Regions from separate parts of the Mus musculus genome. Here region 1 is linked to region 2. The links are chromatin loops, found by intact Hi-C in ENCODE. Cell type or tissue: heart. All regions are shown on one strand. Each heading gives the region's core, and the rest is flanking DNA. Links, peaks and the distances in the headings are about the cores only.

Region 1 (10,370 bases), core at 863-8,862, 81 kb before region 2:
TTCTGGGACACTTTCAAGCACAAACTTTGCTTATGTTTCAGTGTGAGAAAAACTAAGAAGTTCTTTTCCAGTGCTAACCAGTGGAGAATAAAACCAGTGGCTACTGTTGAACACCTTCTAGGACAAGCTGAAAACCTGGGCCCCCATAGAAAGCCACTAATCTATGTAACATAATCTTCCACTAATCCATTAATAAATTCTTTTCCCTGCTCCTTCCTTATTCTTCCATGTGTAGATTAACGGATTACACTGTAATTAAATTTGACTCTCACAAAAGGCAGTGTGTCAGAGCCGTGAGCTATCGGGAAGCCAGTTTTCTATTCCTAGTTTCAGTGATGACTTACAGCTGAGGACAAAGCACCCCCTCTTCAGGGTGTCTCATTTTTTCCACCTATAAAGTGAGATAAACAATGTCTCAGAGGGATATAGTTCTGCTTTTTCAGTGCCATATTCTAGCAGGGCTCCAGATTCCTTTATGGAATGGTTCTCTTTGCAGAAGTAAAGGTATATTTATATTGTTGTGATTCTTAATAGTCACAAAGACTCAAAATCTAATTGTAAATGCCTCCTACTAGATATTGCATTATCTACATTTGTAAAGACTGCAACCAGCTGTGCCCCAAGTCTCTCTGTGATATTTATTAAAAATTAAAGGAAACACATTGCAAAGACATACTGCGGAACATTTTCAAAGCCACGTGTAGCGGTCTAACTGCAGGATTTCCACTGAAGTTAATGGGACTCATACTGGTAAATTCTAAGTACCACTTTGAAAATTTACCCCATAGTGACAGTTTAATGCTCCTTATTGATTGTAACTTTCCAGATAACATCTTGAGGCAAAAGGGACTACTTCTCAAAGGAAAGAAATAATCTTTAATGAAATAAATCTGCATTGCAATCACGGTAATGAATGAGTCTGGGGGCACAGTCATCTGGAATGAAAGCTCCCAGGAACTGCTTGTTAGTGACAGCTGCCAAGGCTGCTGTAACAAGTTTCCATCATGTCATAATATCAGTGGCACACAGAAAACAATGCATTTCCTTTTTAAAGTAGAGATTACATGTTCACAAGGGCAGGGCGTTACATACATGGAGAAGTCATGGATTGCTACTTTACAAATTATTCCCCCATCATATGTATGTATGTATATATATATATACATACACACACACACACATATATACATATGTGTGTGTGTGTACATATATATATATATATCTAATACAAAGTTCTAGTAGGCGTAGATGACTAAAAGACCCAGTCAAACTTCTAGACGTCTTTAACTCAGATATTCATGTTAGTTCTGAAGTTCCCAAGTTCTTTGCATTTAAATATAGTTCCTCATGTCCTGGTGACCAGCAACCGTAAAATTATTCCCTTGCTACTTCAGGATTGTAATGTTGCCACTGTTAGGAATTGTAACATAAATCTATGATACACTGGATATCTGATACATGATCCCTGTGAGGGTTAAGACCCAGACGTTGAGAACTGCTGTTCTAAAGATTGTGACTTCTGCCCATCTCTGCCATCGTTTCTTCTAATTGTCTTTACTGGACTTGACTTACAGTCACAACACACAGTGCCTCCTGCCCAAGCCAATCTCATAAGATTGGAGGAAATTTTCAAATATTCTTCCTTGGATTAGAAAGGTATGTGCCCAAATATTTCCAAGACTGATTCCTTTTAGAAAAATATTATGATCGACTCAGTATTCTAGTACTTGGAAAGATTTTCTTTGGCTGCACAATCGAAAATATCTCCCCTATGTTCTCTATGTTTCTATTTTCACCACCCAGAGCTCATCACCCATTTATGTATATATGTGTATATGTATGTATATATATATATTTTTTTTCTGGATGACTAAATTTCAAAACTTAGGTGATCTTGGTGCCTTTGTCTTATAGAGTGAATCATGACAGTCCATATCATTCTTTCCAGAACTCTTCAATGTTCTTTTGGCTTTCCCCTTTCTAATGATATATAAGACTGAACTCTTACTACTAGGGACTATTTTTATGCACATCTGCATCTTTTGCACTTAGAGTGTGCCTGCCACATATCTATGTTCTATCTTTGAATATTTTTTCTTATAGATCAGGAAATAGGAGCAATAATAGTAAAACATATCACTGGGGTCTACTAAAGTTTATCGAAGACAGTCTTCAGTTCTTCATTCCTCTCTAAGAATAATTTTTGCATGGTCAAGTACAATAGCCTTTTACTCTTCCTTATCAGTCAGGTTTGCATACCACAGTGTTACCTAAACAGCGACTGTCATTGAACAGTTGGAAGCATTCCTGGGAGGGAGATGACCTACCCTAGAATTTGCAAAGTATTTTTCAAAGATTTATTTATTTATTTTATATGACTGCACTGTAGCTGTCTTCAGACACACCAGAAGAAGGCATGGAATTCCATTACAGATGGTTGTGAGCCACCATGTTGTTGCTGGGAAATGAACTCTGGAAAAGGACCTCTGGGAGAGCAGTCAGTGCTCTTAACTGCTGAGCCATCTCTCTAGCCTGAAATTTTTTTTTACAAACAAACAAACAAACAAACAAACAAAGAACTACTTATTTCCAGTTTGCAAGTCCCAGCGCCCCTCAGAATGACACTGCATAAGAGTGTAAGAAATAGATACTAGGCACAGAAGCTTATTTATCCCCTAATTTCTCCTCCAAGTTAGAAAGTAGCAATAGATAGAGTTGTTAAAAATAAAACTAATGAGCCGGGTGGTGGTGGTGCACACCTTTAATCCCAGCACTCGGGAGGCAGAGGCAGGTGGATTTCTGAGTTCAAGGCAATCCTGGTCTACAAAGTGAGTTCCAGGACATCCAGAGCTATACACAACCCTGTCTCAAAATGCCTCCCACCCAAAAAAATAAAAATAAAATAAAATAAAACTAATGTTGTTATTAATGTTATTGAATAAACTCTGGGTTTTTGAATTTCCAATGCCAGAAGTCATTAGTTGGTTCCAATGGTCAAAGTTCAATGAAGTTTAATTTTAAAATGTCAGAGAACAATGAGCAAGGGATATTTTTTTTTCTGGAGTAAAATCATTGGAAAAGAATCCTATTTTTATTTTTGTTTTCTGGCCATCTTTCTAACTTTTCACCAGTTTGCTAAGTGCTATCTGATTTCCTCATGTTTAGAATGGGGTGTTAGTGGCTGGGAAGACTGCTCAGTAGTTAAGAGCATCCAGCTTTGGTTTCTAGCACTCACATGGTGGTGGCTCAGAACTATCTATAATTCCAGTTTCAGGGGATTCAATGCCCTTTTCTGGTCTCTGCAGGCATCAGACATGCATGTGGTGCACAGACATATAGGCAGGAAAATATCCATATACATAAAATAAGATAGTAGTAAAAAATTTAAAAGTATATTATAATACTTGAGTAGGATTAGTAATTTAATACTTATAAGGTACTTGAGGTAGCATGTAGCAGTCCTCTGTGAATAATGCTACTAGAAAGTAATAGTATATGATTAACTAGGTTTCAACTGTCCCCAGTTGACCCTAGGATAGAATGTGTGTGTCACAGAAGGGCATGAACGCTTATTAAGAGAAGTTGCAGAATGCATGACTGTTAGGCAATACCCTGTGAGAAAAACTTCTACAAAAGGGGATTAAAAAGCTTTGAAGGTACTGAAAATGACTCAGGTCAAGAACAGGTTTATTCCAGTAAAAAGGTGGGGAAGGCAGAGAAGCAGAAAAAACAAAACAAAACAAAACAAAACAAAACAAAAAAAAAAACCCAAACCTTCAGTTTGCAAGCCAGTGGCAGTTCAGAGTCTCTGTTCTAACTTGTTAACACATTAACAACTTAACTTGCCTTATAATATGAGGAAATTACAGATGTATCTTAATAGCTTTAGCCATGTGGTTGATTTAATAAAGTCTTTTATTTTTCTTTTAGCCAAGTAAGAAGCCAGCTATGTTTTCTAAAAGCAAACAAACCAAAACAAACTAAACCAAACCAACAACAACAACAACAACAAAACACTTGCTGGCACTCTCCCAAGGAGCTGTTATTGCAAGTGAAAGACAGACATGCTTAGTTTGCAAGAAACATCTGAGCTGTGGTTAACCCTCTTCAAATTCTCTGCTGGAAGTACCACAGGAAACTGTTAAAACAGTGATAGGGAATCAATCTACATTTGACATCAAATATAGATCCAATATTATTAACAGGCTGGCATTTTCTGCTGCACTGAGACACATTTGAAGACTGAAAAAAAAAAATAGAGCCCTGTTCTGACTGTTTTTAAAAAGTAGTCACTCAGGAATCCAAAAATAGCCACCACTTGAAGTTGAGACTGCCTGACACATCAGGCTCATTACTGTGATCTAAGTACCAGCCTTTGGTACTATTTGCAATTCTCCAGTAGGCCATTAAGAGAAGCTGGATAAAAATGAATGGCTGTGATACCAGTCTTGGAGGTGATTCAAGCTTCTCCCTACTCATGCTCTAGAAGGAGGCATTTATGAGAAGATATAGGAAATTGGTAAGGAAGCCAACCCAGGTAGTTACTACAAATGTGCTTAACTCTCAGAGGCCCCACTGCAGGGAATGGACAAAGCTGGAGGAAGGCTATCACAGCAGAGTCTTAGGAATGGAGCTGGTTGGACATGTAGAGGAGAGGAAGGGTTTGCCATTCTAGATCTAATATTACCAAGTTTCAAAGGAAGCCAGCAAAACTAAGCAAAATATTCAAAACAGCGATGAAAGGAAAGATTTGATTTTTTAAAAAATGCACAAGTTGTTTTTCTTAGAATGTTAAATATTTACAATATTTTTCCAAACACAAGTGTACAATGACTATATAAATATAAATATAAAAAACATAAATATAAATATAAAAAATATAAATATAAATACCAGTCTCTGGAATCAGTGCACAGGACTTCTATCAAATGGTATTCTAATGGTAGATAAGAATTAGTACTACTCAAGGTCTGACCATGTTTGTAGCTTTTGTTTCCTTTCAATGGGAAATGTCCTCATTGCTGTGTGTTTTAGTTGGCTTTTAATTGCTCTGACAAACACTGACCACAACCACAAACAACTTGGAGATGAAAGGGTTTGCCTTGCATTATAACTCCCAGTTCACAATCCATCACTAAGGGAACTCAGGGCCTGAATTCAAAGCAGGCACAGAGGTAAGAGCCATGGAAGGATTATATTTTCTAGCTTGCTCTCTTACAGTGCAGGTCCGCCTGCCCAGGGGTAGTATTGCCCACAGTAGGCTGGGTCCCCCCGTACCAAACATTGAACAAGATAATGCGCCACAGATTGCCATAGGCCAATCTGATTAAAGTGATTCCCAATAAATACTGTCAGATAACTTGGCTGTGTCAAGTTAATAGCTAAAGCTGAGTATGCCTAGAGAAAGCATTTCCAACTTGGAAGGCAAAACAGGTGAGCTGTCAACCTCTTCACATTCTGTTCTTAAATGTTCTAGATATTAAAAAAAAATATTTGGCAGATTCAGAGTACCCAACATTTCAAATACATGAAATATTAATAAATCTTGGTGTGTTTCAGACTCTTTCATGCTCAGAACCCACATCACAGATAGGGAAGAAAAGTACAATATCCCCTTTTGCATTTAGCAGTGTAGATTTGGTTGAACAAGGGAACCATTGACCTGATTTCATCATTTTTAGCAGTTTACACAGCATACTTATGGACTCCTACAGAGATCTAGGAAGGGTCTCAAGAATAATGCAGTATAGCCCTTGCCTTCAGTAGGTGACATTTGATTCATGTGTGTGTGATAAATCCAGGGATCTAATATTAATAACCCACATTTGAATATATTCAGTATTATATCAATTATATTGAAACACAGATCCAACTGTCACATAAACATTAAATAGAATACTGAAAGCCATGCGTGATTACTTTTGCTGCAAGTGGATATTTATCTATGCTCTAATGGGAATTCATTAAATATTTATCTATGTCAACTTACAGAGCATTTAGTTTTCTAGCTTTAAAATGCCCATTTAAACAGAAATTCCCCCAAAGCTAACAAAACCCAAATTATGCAGATATTAAATCTGCAAGGTCACCATTGATAGTTGTATCCAGGCAAGTAGGATGATGGAGAACAGAAGATTACTTTCTGAGAAAGACCTTCAACTATCTGAAGCAGACAGAGAAAGATTAAAAGGCTACTGTGTGTTGATGCATCCATGGCTGGAAAGAGTTATCAAGAGGCAGCAGGCATTTGGGAAAGAACTTTTTTTCTAGCTTGAAGAACAGAAATACATGGGCATTGCCTTTGGAACTGGAATACAACCAACTTTTAATTGGTTTTAAAATCTGGATTGGAACATCCCTACAGTCACCCATGAACTGACTTTATACTGTAAAAGTTGAGGGAATCTTGGCCAACCACCTGCTTTGTGAGTTGTTCTGTTTGGGTTTTTCATGGAAGTCCTTGTTTGGCAAGTAGTTTTGCACCAAGTGATAATCTTCCCTAACCTTGTTTGAGTAGAGAATTCAGAATGAAAAAGACCCCTTCATGTGAGGGTGGGGTGGGGTCAAATGTTCAATGACTTGATCTATGGGATTGTCAGCTGCTGCCTACTTTTCTCCATACCTTTCCAAAAAGAAAAGACGCATATCTTTGTAGATGAGAGAGGTTGGTGTTAGCAGTGCTTGCAGAGGGGGCAACTCTACCCCTGGAAAGCACTGGACTGCTCTCATCATAGGGAGCAGGGTTAAGGGGTGAGATCAAGGATCAACAATTCCTAACTCCCCAAACAAGAGGGTAAACTATCCTGTAAATTAAACCTGACTTTCTCAGCTTGGAAATAATTGGAGTAAACTTTACTCAAGAACTTCCAGCGTTTTGGATCTGAATGTTTGCCCAGCAAGTGAGAAGGGCAAAAGAGCAGGAAAGGCAAATTTAGCTGTCTAATAATAGCTTTGATATGCAGAGTTTTCAGTTTTATGATATGATTTTAAATAATCCTACTGAGAGGTGCCAGGTCTTAACTCCATAGGATTCTACAACATTTTCATCAGGAGACATCATTTCAAATGGAGTCTTAACAGAATGGAGTCCATCCTGGAAGTACAGAAGCTAGGGGCAACACGGAAATGCACTATTTGTTTTGGAACTGTGGGGTGAGGGTGGGAGAAATCCTATTTTAGCCTGTAGAGCTCATGGTCAGATTTAAAATTTCCAGAGCAGAAGCCACACTTGTGCTGTCAATGTATGCTAGAGGGTAAGTGTTTGTAGGAATAATGTATTGATGCCCATTTGAATCATTTGAATATAATCTGGAGGCATACTGCAGAGCTAATCAGCAGAGGCACACATGCATACATACAACAAACACACACACACACACACACACACACACACACACACACAGAGGAAAGGAGGAAGGGAGGGAAAGAGGGAGGGAGGGAGGGAAGGAGGAAAAGAGGGAGAGAGAGAGAGAGAAGGAGAGAGAGAAAGAGAGAGAGAGAGAGAGAGAGAGAGACAGAGAGAGAGAGAGAGAGAGAGAGAGAGAGAGAGAGAGAGAGAGAACAGTACCATAAATTCTGGACTTTGATACTCACCTATTACACAGAATGGTTTTCGAGCAAACCTCAGTCTTCCTTGCCATCCTCTATAACGACAACAGCAACCTGCAGACCAGATTCGAATGATGAACTCCAAGCCAAAGACAACGATCATCACGAACTCCTAAGATATCAGAACAGACATGTCAGCATTATAGAGTAACAACCAACTCTAAGATGCTGTGTGAATATTTCTGAACCTTTAGGGCCTGTGCTTGGCATATCTGGTTGATATGTAAAGAACATCTTTTCTCCACAAAACCAGTATGAAGATTACTGAAGCCCATTTTCTGTATCTTGTCTCCTATTGTAGGGTGTGAGCCTCCTCAAGTCTCCAACAGTGTGAAAGTGTCCATTTTAATAGCAAGCATGCGGGTTGAGTAGGAATGTTTTCTCACTAGGGATATGTAGTATAGCTGGCTTTAGCTTCTTGGTTATATGAAATAAAAAATGAACCCAGAAATACAACAGCAAGCCCTAGAGACATAGAGCTTCATGGTGCTGCAAGGAATGGCATAATCCCTAAACCTTTAAGAGTTGGTCTCAGAGGATAAGAAGTAAGTTTTAGGAGTGTTCAGCTTTTTGTCACCGTGCCAGACTCCTCTTAAAATACAGGCAGTTTCAGAAGAATAACTATGTGTGTGCGTGCATGCCACATACATCCAATGCCTGTCAGAAGTGAGACCTAACCCTTCAGCTCTGAAGCTGGTTAATTATCATGCTGCCCTTTGGCAATGGCTGCCTGGAAAACAACACCTGCTTCAGCAAAATGACTCGGAGATTATTTAGGAAGGGCTGTGAGTTAACCCCAGGGAAAGGCCAAAGATAGCAGCTCTTAAACAGTCAATCACAGAATGAAGAAGGCAGAGGGAATTTGCAAAAGAAAATAATCCTGGAGTAAGTCTTGCAAAGTCATTTGTCTCTATAGGGACAGATCCTCTGTTTATTAAAATTGGCTTGTTTTGAAAAGGGAACTACCTTTCTTGTTTGAAGACAAGGATTGTCCTTATTTATAATATTGATAATTGCATATTATTCAGCTTTATTATAAGGGATAGATTATAAAATTAACTCACATTTTTTATATAAGTTGCCTAATATCGCAGAAGAATAGATTGTAGAAATATCAACATTTCAATCCATTTTACATTAAGGTAAATTTGTTACCAAATTCATGAAAACTAGACTTTTGTACATGTGTTATGCAAACATGTCTTTAGAGCATGCTCTAGTATAAAATGCTCACTTAGCTAAACTTGTGCCCAACAAAGTTTATTAGCAGACCCCACCATTACTCATTCCCAGGGATCCTACTTCTGTCGAGAATTTTGGAAATCCAGTTGTGAGAGATTGTATTGGAACTCCAGTTGTGAGAGATTGTATTGGAACTCCAGTTGTGAGAGATTGTATTGGAACTCCAGTTGTGAGAGATTGTATTGGAACTCCAGTTGTGAGAGATTGTATTGTACAGGATACTCTCCCCACAAATCTTGATGTGTGGCCTCATCCTGCAAACACAGCTATATAATGATGCTATGTCTCAGGTAAACAGATAACACCAATAGATAAAAGAACATTGTTCTTAAGAGAAATGCTAGAGTCACTGCCCCATTTCTATGCCTCAGCGAGGCAGTATAACATATCTATAAGGTCTTTATTTAATTCCCGTTGTTCAGGAATATGGCCATATGCTTTATGATTTTGTTTTGTTTTTAAAAGAGATTAGGAAAAAATGATAGTATATTTTCCTTACAAAGCAAAAACTGGTAGAATTGAGAAGAGTACAAAGAAATATGTGATCATATTTGAGGTATCACCAGCCCCTTTTCTCTGAAGCACTAGATCAGCAAGTCTAATGAATATCTGAATAAGAACAGAAATGGGTTCTAGATAGAGATTTGCATCTCCAATAACCACAACAGAATATGAATTTTTATGTTAAAAACAGCTTGGTGTCATCCTTTACTTCATTTAAAAGTTCAAGAGAGAGCATATAAGCTATCAACAAACTTCAGCATTGTAAAGAATAAAACTGACTCTGTTGTCCAATTATAAGGGAATTTGCTTATAAATCAATAGTAGAAAGACAAGCAAACTCTAAAAATGTAGAAAAGAATTAAAATATACTTTTATGTATTTTATTAATTAAAATCTCAATGAAAATTACAAAAGATAACTGAAAGAGAACGAAAATACAGCCTATCAAAATTTACAGGTAAAACACAGTAGTGAAGAGAACAGAAGAGTAAAATTGGCACAAATAATGCAATATACATTGCAATATACATATATATGTATATATATGAAAGTAATAAAATAAAAAAAAACTAAACAGAAATTTCATGAAATAAAAAGCTGATTTCTATGTAAAAAAGTCAATAAAATTGATAAATCTTTTGTAGGCTGATAGAGACAACCTATCTCAGAAATGTAATAGACGATGTCACCATGGACATGGTGGCTGTGAAATATCAATATGGAGTCTTTATGGATGTAGGTTCTGAAGGTAATGGAATACAATCCCACAGCAAACACCCTATCCTTTGGCTCTTATAAGCTTTCCACCCCATCTTGTGCAGAGATGTTACTCAATCTTAGGTGTAGAAGTGTTTTGTATCTGTAGTATATCTGTACTGTATTTGTAATGTATATGTAAAACATGAGCCCCACAACTCTACGTTGTGATTTGTTGTGGTGTTCTGCAGGGTTTCCATCTGTTGTAAAGAGACATTTTCTTGATGAGCATAAAGGTTATACATCCCTGTAGGTATTAA
Region 2 (10,370 bases), core at 1,651-9,650:
AGTAGTTCCAACTATACAAACTCATACAAATTCAAATTTCCTTGCTTTGTTTTGAAGGGTCTGTTCATGACTAAAAGTGAGAGATGGTACATGTTTAGACAGATCTTCAAAGATATTTGTTTGACCATAGCTGTCTGGCTGGAATTATTGTCCCATAAAATTAAGCAATCAAAATGACTATAATTTCTAATAATATATTACCTAAAAACAAAAAGTAGAATTTATGAAGTACATTTATCTATTGCAGGAGATAAAAGTAAGAGGTACTAAAAGCATATTTAATTTTTTTGTCTGCAAACCAAAAGCTATTTTAAAGTACTAGCCTTAATACTAAGAATATAAATAAGAAACTAATAATAAGAAATATAAAGTTGATTACTTTCAACTGAGGAGAGCCATATATATCACTTACTTTAAAATCATTTTTTTCCCTTGAAAGGTTTTCTGAGAACATCTCTACTCCATGGGGATAATCTCAGTGGGCTCTTTGTCACACATACATACAAGAAGATCTGTCTTGTGCAATGAGTGTCTTTTAAAGCTGTCAAAGAGTCAGGGTTTGATGCTGGATGGCCTGAGGCATGGAGACTTACTACTGCTTCCCTCTTACTTTCTTCAGTCTATATAAATAAAGTAACAAAGTGCCTAAAACAGAAGAAAATAGAATCCCGTTGAGTAAAGTAGTCTTGGCAGACGCCTTTATGATGTGGTACAGGATTAGGAAAAAATAAACCCAGCAGACAATTGACTCCAGAGAGTAATAACCATAAACTCTGAATCTACTATGCATGTAAGTATTTGCCCATGGAATATGGAAGATAAATGATGCTCTTGGGGCCAACCTACACTGGCACTTCTTACTCTTGGTGACCAAAGTTGAAAGGAAGCTGAAGGGTAACTTCAGCATGTGTGGAGTCATTGATGTATTTTATAGATCAGAGAAGTTGGCAATCAGTGACAGACACAAGAAAGCACACACTTCCTCCCTCTGGAAATATATTTATAGTTTTAGAAACTGTATCCATTTTCCCAGGGACTGGTAACTAAGCAAAATGCTGTATTTTCTTTCTGATGCTGCTGTGTGGATAGACATGAAGTATACTCTCTCCCCACATATTTTGTATCATCAAAATAGTAGAAGTGCTGTTATTATGTAGGTAGACATGCATTGCATGATCAAAAAGGAGACAAAACCTAGCCATCTCTGATGTTTAACCTAACACTGAGAGCTCGAGAGGTTTTTTACTTAAGGTTTGTTTTTGTTTCCTATGGTGGATGTGGATGATGTAGAACACAAAGTTCAATGTGTATGAGTATTTGGCCTTAAAATCTATTTTCATGGTTACTCATTTATCTATTTTAAGATTTATTTTTAGTGTGTGTGTGTCTGTGTTTGTGTGTGTGTGCATGTGTGTGTGTGTGTGTGTGTGTGTGTGTGTGTATGTGTGTGTGTACAGGTGCCAGTTGAGTTGAGAAGAGGGTGTTAGCTTTGTGTGGAGCTGGAATTATGGTAGTTGTATGCAGCCTAACATGGGTACTGAGAGCCAATCTTGACCATTACTGGCTCCCTGAGTCATCTTCTACACTCTATCTTTATATTTACATTTAAAATTTTATTTTTAAGATACCTTTTAAATTTTTATTCTATGTGTATGTGAGTGAGTGCCTGTATGTGTGTATGTGTAGCGTGTGCCTTCCTGGTACCTTCCGGGATCAGAAGAGGGTGTTGGATCCCTCGGAACTGAGGTTATAGATGCTATGAACTAAACCTCAGTGCTCTGCACAGGCAGCAAGCGCTCTTTACCACTAAGCAGTCTCTCTCTTCCCCTCCGTTTCCCACTATCAGAAAATAAACCTTAAAAAACAAACTTCATTACTTAAAAATTTAGTTATTTTTGGATACTCTGTAGCCTTGCTTGCATTTTGACAGCAGGAACAAGAAAGCCCTGCTGTTGAAAAGCCACAGATAGTTTCCAATTCTGGGATCATTACAATGCACAAAGCTGTCAGGACCCCAGAAGTATTGCCTGCACAATCCAGGGGGAAGAAGCATTATTTTCTGCTTCTTACTAGAGAATGCAGGCTATGCTTTTCTCACTACTTATTACTATTTGGAAGAAAGGAAGAGAAGGTAGATTTACAGCAAAGGAGAGAAGCATTTTTTTTTTTTCTGTAAAGTGCCAGATAGTAAATATTTTAGGCACCGGAGTCAGGTGGACTCTCTTGCAGCCGACCGTTGCTACAACTGGAGTGCAAAAGTAACCACAGGCTGTCAATGAATGAAGTGTATTTTGATAAAACTTTATTTGCAAAAAAGGTGCTGGGAAAGATTTAGTCCAAAAGCTATAGATTGTTGACTTTGGGTTTGGTCTGAATGTTATAAAGTTATACCCTTACCAGAGGAGCAATTGGTATGTTCTGGGACAGGGGAGTTCATGTTCTTTAAGGATGTGGCCCTTGATACATCCACTGTAGTCCAGCGGAAGGTCCTGTGATTATATAGCCACAAACATACTCCATGGGTTTAAGAACAAAGAAGAGGACCTGAAGTTGGGCAGAGAGAGACGCCGGGAGTTGAGTTGGGAGTGAACCAGATCCAAATACACTGTATGAAAATCTCAAGGTTTTAAAATGTCAGCAATGTGATTTCCACTCTGATCTGGCCACACGATGGCAATTCTGCTTCATAATTATTTCGTTCCCCTTGCTTTCTCGTAAGTCCTTCAGAAGGAAAAAAAAACCTTCATCTGGACACTTTCATAATGAAATGTACTATAGATGTAAAGAATAGGGTGGAAATAAAAGGAAATTTCTGAGTTCTCTGTCTCTGTAAATGTAAACATAACAGAAAGTAGATGTGAACAAGTGGAACTGAACGTTCTGAAATGCCTTTTTGAAATAGAAATTAGTTTTGAATTTTTTAATTAGTTCTTTGTGAGGTGTGTGGGTTTGTTTGTTTGTTTTTGACAGGGTTTCTCTGTATAGCCCTGGCTGTCCTGGAACTCACTTTGTAGACCAGACTGGCCTTGAACTCAGAAATCCGCCTGCCTCTGCCTCCCAAGTGCTGGGATTAGGGTTAAAGGCATGCACTACCACTGCCCAGCTTCTTTGTGAGTTTTACACAATGTATTTTCAAAACACTCACCCCTTTGCCCCCAACTCTTCCCAAAGCCTCTTTTCCTGGCCCATGCAACTTCCTGTCCTTTGTTTCTTCTTAATCCTTCAAGCAGTGTGTTCTGCCCAAATAGTCCTGTCTGCATGTCTTCCACTAGAGGATGCCAGCATTACCAGGTACTATACTTTTAGTGAAAACTCCCCTCTCTTCAGCCAGGGGCTGACAATTACCTATAGCTACACTGTTTGGGATGGGGTTATATGCTAAGCTCTTAATATTTTGCAACTGCAGGAACTGGGAAAAAGGTGGTTTGCTTTCTTCATTGCTCCTGCTTTGTCATGTGCATAAAATGAGAGTCAGCTGATCAGAAGGGCATTTGATCTTTGTCTCCTCTGTTTAATGTTGCCTGGTGGAAACCATAATTGGAACAAAAAGCCATAGGAGATTAAGCAGGCACTATTATCTGAAATGGATGTCAGGCAATGTGGGTCTGACTGCAAAAGTCTAAGCTTAAGGAGTTCTCTAGAGCGTGTCTTTTTCACCATGAAGTTTTGGGAAATAAAAATTAACTTTTTCCCTGCAGTTTCAGAGCACTTTCCCCTAAGTATTTGCATCTTTTAAAAAGATTTTCACAAAACTCTTAAATACAGTGAGAAAAAAGTAACTACACATACACAAATTTTATATGTATATAGATACATAAAGCTTTTTAAGCATCTCTGAGAACTCTCAGAAACATTGTCTTTGAGAATGATTCAGAGAATCTCTAAAAATGTATCCTAGACACAAAGGATTTTTTTAAGATCTTTTCTTTAAAGGGGGATTGGTTTCCACAAAAAGAAAAAAAATGAGAAGAAGGTGCAGATTTCCCATGACCTCAAAGTTCAGATTTTTGTTTCATTGAGTATTATAATTTTTTTTTTACTAATTAGAGATTATGTCCTTCAATATGACATGAATTTACTATGGTCAACAATAATGTACGACTGGAAAAATATCACCTGGAGAACATACGTTATGTGTGGTGCCCTATTTGGGCCATTGTGAGTGAATGAATGAGCACATGAGTGGATCGTTTGAGTTTTCAGATTACTTCTTCAGATTTACTTTGCAAGCTAAACTTATTTGTTGGAACCAGCATTAGGTCAGGGATTAGAAGGCATGGAGTCTGCTTCAGCTTCACTGCTCCCTAGCTTAGAACTCTTGGACAAGCGTTTTAGCCCCTTTCAACTTCAATTTCTTCATTAGTAAATATGAAGTCTTGTTCTTGTCATGTACACAGGATTTGATTATGTATGGAAGGCAATGAAAGTACCATGTAAGTATGTCATATTTTGGCCAGAGAATTACAAAGTTTTTGAGAGCAGGCTTGTATCTTACTCCTTCAAATTTAAGAAAATTTCATTGATTATGTACCAGGTACATACATTCTTCACCATGGTTGAGAAAAGACATTTCTCAAAGATCATTTGATGACTTATATCAGCTAAATTTCAAATGGCAAATACTTATTCACTTGTTCCCCAGAAAACTGAAAATGCAAGTCATTGCAAGATTCTATTTCTACATTGTATTTTTGAAAGGAAGACTATAAACTAGCTTCTATGCATGGTAGATTGCCTCTGACTGATGGCAATTTGCAAAGGTAGTGATAATGTTAGGGTTAGAGACTTCTTTGTCAGTAGCCAGAAAGGCAGCTAAGCCATAGACACCAACAGAAAGTCAACAAGACTATTTATACTAAGTCCTTAAAACTCATTAGATATACTTAGTGCCTGCTCCAACAGGTGATTCTCCTCTTTTGAGCAACTGGACTTAGCATTACTGAAAATCTACATAAAAAAACTACTTTGCAATTTTCTGTGTCAATGTGTATGCTCTGTACACATGTGCATATGTAATATACATGGGACAATACAATGCTAAACAGTTACATGTGAAATCATAGATCCCTAACTCATGAAGTTGATAGTTCTTTTGTCCTGCATTCACTGTGTGTGTTTGTGTGTATGTATGTATGTATGTAAATCTTATGATAACTAAGGAAACAAAAATTGTAATTGTACAGGCTTGAATCATAGAGGAGTATTCAAACTAGTAATTCATGCAAGCTTCAAACTTGTCATTATTGATAATCAGAGGTTGTCATTGGGACACATTTACTGTACAAGCCTTAATTTCTTGGATCATTTAGATACTTTAATGTTAATAAAAACAGAAATCAGGATAGGTATTAGGAAAAGGGTGACAGTAGTTAGAATACTCTTTTGTGTAGAATTGAACTCAACACATTGACTTCACTTGCCCTTTAAATTTTGGTGTCTGAGAGTTTGCCAACCAGAGAGTGGATAATTAAACATATGAATAGTCTGTCTGCTAATACCTAGAATGATAGACCAGAAGGATATATGAACAGAGGAGTCACAGAGGGAACTCTGGTTCATGTTTCAGTTGTGACAGGATTCTCCAAACAGAGGGCTCTTCACACAAGGGAGGAGGTATAGTTTCCTATCTAAAGGCTGAGCTAAATAAACTATCAGGTTCAGCTATACAAAACTACCACTACTGACAGCCTGAACCAATTGCATTTCAGCAGTTTCTCATGGTTCAACTTTACATGCTACATAGGTGTTAGTGCTAAAATTTACTATATACAAATGACCAATGCTTATATCCAGCCTAAATTCTATACACACCTTCCCAGGGTACAAAGAATGAGAAGGATGAAAAAAAAGATACTTTTCAAGCTGTTGTTTTAAAAAAATATCTCTGTAGTCTAAAAAGCAATCAACTTGGTCACTTTCAAACCTGAAATTGATTTTGGTGCAGGAGAGATGGCTCAGCAGTTAAGAGCATTTGCTATTCTTGCAGAGCATCCAGGTTCAGTTCCTAGCACCTACATGGTGGTTCCCAAATATGTAACTCTAGTTACAAAAATTCTGACACATGTGGCCTCTTCCCCTGACATTGGACACACAGACACACACACACACACCACCACCACCACCACCACCACCACCATCACCAAAAATTATAAATCTTTAAAAAACTTGTATCTTTCATTTTGGCACAAAAAGTTTAACAACTATCAAGGATAGTTAAAATATGGTTTAAAATAAGTCTTTCAAAACAAGGGTGAGAAAAGTAAACATAAACAATGATCCTTCTTACTGAAAGCAAAGAGCAGTTGGAAACTCCAGGTGGCTATTTTCAGCTCCCACCTCAAAGCCTGCTGTCAGGTATGTCATCATCACATACCAACTGGGTGAGTAGCCAGAGGGAAACATGTCAGCGAGACCACATTGTTTATTCTCATTCCTGTGGCCTGCTGTACTGGAGAAGGAATACAGAGCAGGTGCTGCTCAAGTTTACAGCGTGGGTTGATCTTGGTACTTCAACTTATTTTTGGCTACTTTAGTACCTTTCATCATTTTTGAAAATATTGCACCCATATTTATGTGTGATTATAGAAGCCAGTTTTTTTTTTCTACAGATATCACGACTCAATCTTGAAGGTAAATGCTAATGACTTCTGGGAAAAATTTATTGATTATCAGAATAGGTTCTGATGGTTCTCAAACAAGAATTCAACATTAATAACACAGAGATTCACAACTTGGTCTGGGTTCCTAGAAATCACTGTTTATAGTTTTACCTTGCCCATCTAACTAGTCATCAAGAACAGCAATTTAGGAGCTATAATTACAGTCTCTTTCTCCTTATCCACTGTTCTGCTTAGAGTTGGCTGTACTTCCAATTTTAAACCTTTGCCCTCCTTTGAATCTGTTTTTTTCTCATCAGCTCAGATCATAAACATCTTTCTGTTCTACATGTTCAGCAGATAGAACTTGCTCTCAAAGATTGAAAAACTGTCACACAGTCCTGATTTTGCATTTCCTAACCCCCCCTTCTATCCCACATAGAGGTTTAGTATCCAATTGGCATGATTGCTCACTACAGTAAGTAATTTCACAGGAAGGATATGGGATGGATTATGAAATACTTGAAAACAGTTGAAGGCTGGGGCTGGCACTTCTGCTGAGCCTGATGACCTAAGTTTCTTTCCTGGGACCAGAAAGATGGAAATAACTGACTTTTGTAAGTTGTTTTCTGACCTCCATCACTCGAGTATGCATGCACGTGCACACACACACACACACACACACACACACACACACACACACACACACACACACAGAGAGAGAGAGAGAGAGAGAGAGAGAGAGAGAGAGAGAGAGAGAGAGAGAGAGAACACAGTAAATAAATATGTTAAAAACAAAAAAGTTGAAGTCATTATTCACTAAAATCTTTATGGGGCAATGAATGTATCTGTCCCAGAGAAGGTTATGAAATTGAGGGGTAGTGCATAAAATCCTAAGAGCGGTGCCATTATATCTATAGCAGTTCATTTCCTTTGCATGAAGGGAGTCTAATGGAAAACTTCATAACTGCAGGCATCCTATTCTGTCATTTCTGACAGGAGTAACGTTAAAATTTTGCTCCATTTAATAAATTGTACAATAGGAGAAATGGCTGATCCTAGGCATATTTTTGGCCTTATGCACCTTCCTCTAAATTCTGTAAGACAAAAACTAAAAATCATAAAGGAAGAAATCAGATCTCATTCACTCATTAATTAACTTCTCCAATTTCCTTCTAAAATAAGAAGCTTCCAGGGCATAACGGAAGTTTTCTGTTGAAATCAGCTGTTGGTAGTCCCTGCTGTCACTCATGCCAGTTACTGAGTTTCACAGGGAGGTACAGGGCTAATACAGCATGGAGAAGACTTTTCTCAAAGTATTCATCCATGGCTCATAGTGGCTTTATCCTAGTCTCCAAATCTAGCTAAGGGTTTCAAATTAAACTCAGTCAATTTTCTATTTTCCTAATGGAATTTTAGCTTAGTTATAAATATTTGAAGGTTGTCCAATATGTAAGGGAGAGGGGTACCTTTCAAAGTATTGGTCTTGGTTTCATGATTAATAGGCAAAATAAAGTTTCTGATTTTATGTTAATGTGGACTCTATGACTTCAGTTTATTAAGCCTGTCTGGTGTAACAAAGAAGGAAGTAAATAATGTGTTTATGAGGCGACAGGAGACTTCAGTAGGTCTTGGGATGGGAAAGAACAGCAGAAGAAAATATGGAAACTTCTCCAGTTGGCTGAGTGAAAAAGTGATTCATTGCTGAACTGTGCCCTTCCCTCTCTGCCTAGCATGTGGTCCTAGGCAGACTCCTAATCTCCTTAGGACTGACACCTATTTTCTATAGAAGCAGCTGACCTGCAGAAGATCCAACCTACTTCTAGAAAAGTTTGAATATGTGCATATTATTTCTTGTGGTGCTATTTTTCCAGATAGACAAAACTGTCCATTACTCTATTTTACAAAACAGTAAGAACATGACATCGACCTTTTAGATTTTGAGTGTTGTGATTCAGTTTTGCTGAGCATAGCTATAGCTATGAATTTTTTCTAAGCAATACTTAAAGAGTGATTGTTCAACATACTAAATTAAACCTTAATAGCAGTATGTTTGAGGAAATTGAAACACAAAGCATCTGAGCCTGTGCAGAGTGTGGGGTTGCTTTTCTCTTGTCAATGGGTGGAGGGGTGGTGTTGGTGGACAGTCCCACAATAAGATTATTTTGCTGTCATATTCTCAAGCAGCCACAAAGGTTCATGATGAAATATTGTGAGAATAGCTTCTATGAAATTATCAAATGGAAGAATATTAAGTTGCTTATCATTATGGGCAGTAGTTACCTTTTACATTTCTGTAAAGTAGTGAGTTACCAAGTACATAATCAATGTTCCCAGGGCAAGCACAAAAATCCCACAAGATTTGGTTCATCAAGTGATCCATGCATGGCCTTCTTTTATCTGTATATCTGTGTAGTGAAATCTTGTTCAATGCACCTGCTGTTTTGTGAATGCTGACATCATAGGCAACAGCAAGTGCCAATGACTCATGCGTGAAAAGACTTTGTCTCTATGCACTTGCTTTCTTCGTGAAGCTCATCACAAGTGTGGGCTTTGGAACATTACACAGCACTTCAGCACTGCCCGTGGGGGACCACTTTAAACAGTGAAATGATCAACAAATGCTCAAGAGTGAGAAAAGCAAGCCAGAGAAGAGGTCCGGAAAGAGAGCTGAAGCAAGGGAGCAGAGTCCCCTTGTTTGAACTCAGCTGGGAACTCTCTCTCTCTCTCTCTCTCTCTCTCTCTCTCTCTCTCTCTCTCTCTCTCTCTCCCCCTGCCATATCTTACTAATTCTGTGATTTTTTTGTCTCACCAGTCAATTTCTCTGAGTTAACCCATTTGTCTGCATGGAACCCAGAAATAACGAGGTGCTACTCTATTGTATTCACCTTTATTTAGGAGGTAGATATTGGAATTACTGTTGTCCTTTTATGGAAACCAGGAGCTTAAAATAATACCTCACTATAAACACAGAGTAATAAAAAACAATACTTATAATTCATATGTAAATAACATCTTTCCATGCCTTAGAGCACATTATTGTTAGATAAAGGTTTGCTTTAACATCAATAAATAAACAGGAATGACAACCCGGGGAACTATAAAAGCTGCAGGAACATGAGAGTAATGAAGGTTGTTCCGAATATTGACCGACATCAGTCTTTCGACCATATCCTTATTATATGCCACAGATAACTGCAAAGGTCACCAAGAGGAATAAAACGAGCAAATAATGATGCCATGATTCTTAATGTTTCATAGTTTACAGTTGAAAGCCTGTCAGTATGTAATGACAATCCCGGAGTCCACAGCACTCCCAGGCCAGGGTAACATCATTGTGACAGATTAATATGATCATTCACAAACAATGCAAAATTGTGGGAAATCAAGTGAAGCACTGAAGCTTCTCATAGCAGACTTGACAAGAGACACACTATCCTTCCCATCTGACTAATGAAGGATTTCTTTGACAGCCACACAAGTCTACATGAAACTTTCCAATTCAGTCTTTAAAATGAATGTTTTCCATTAAGTAAGAGCTATTTGTTAAGACACCATTTCGTCCAGACTTTAGGCATTCTATATTAGAAATACAGGTTTCTTATGTACTTCGCAAGAAGGATATGAATTAAAATAATAATAAATTTAATTTAAAGTTTAATTTAAGTCTAAATTTTGTGATGTGAAAATATAGAGACAAAATTAAACTATTTAAATCATATTTTCACCCATGCTTTAAACAGAGTTTCCACAAATCTAAGATCCCTATGTGAT

The links. Hi-C counts contacts between places; a loop is a spot of excess contacts. Peaks named below come from ENCODE experiments on the same cell type or tissue, not always from the same donor. Only the 100,000 strongest peaks of a DNase experiment are listed, where the experiment ranks them.
Region 1: it touches region 2 in a loop (2.4-fold over the local background); 2 of 42 quality-filtered maps call a loop at or near these places.

What each region holds. Positions count from the first base shown.
Region 1 is chr1:21,527,468-21,537,837 of GRCm38, forward strand. It overlaps Kcnq5 (potassium voltage-gated channel, subfamily Q, member 5), which reads right to left. Exons shown (of 14, transcript NM_023872.3): 3 at 7,594-7,720. Among named protein-coding and RNA genes, the nearest start is that of Khdc1b, 150 kb to the left of the region's middle. In heart, for the core only: no CTCF peak of the experiment used is centred there; no DNase peak of the experiment used is centred there; H3K4me3 peaks cover 185 bases; H3K27ac peaks cover 733 bases.
Region 2 is chr1:21,607,744-21,618,113 of GRCm38, forward strand. The region is part of intron 1 of Kcnq5 (potassium voltage-gated channel, subfamily Q, member 5); the gene reads right to left. Among named protein-coding and RNA genes, the nearest start is that of Khdc1b, 230 kb to the left of the region's middle. In heart, for the core only: no CTCF peak of the experiment used is centred there; no DNase peak of the experiment used is centred there; H3K27ac peaks cover 1,662 bases.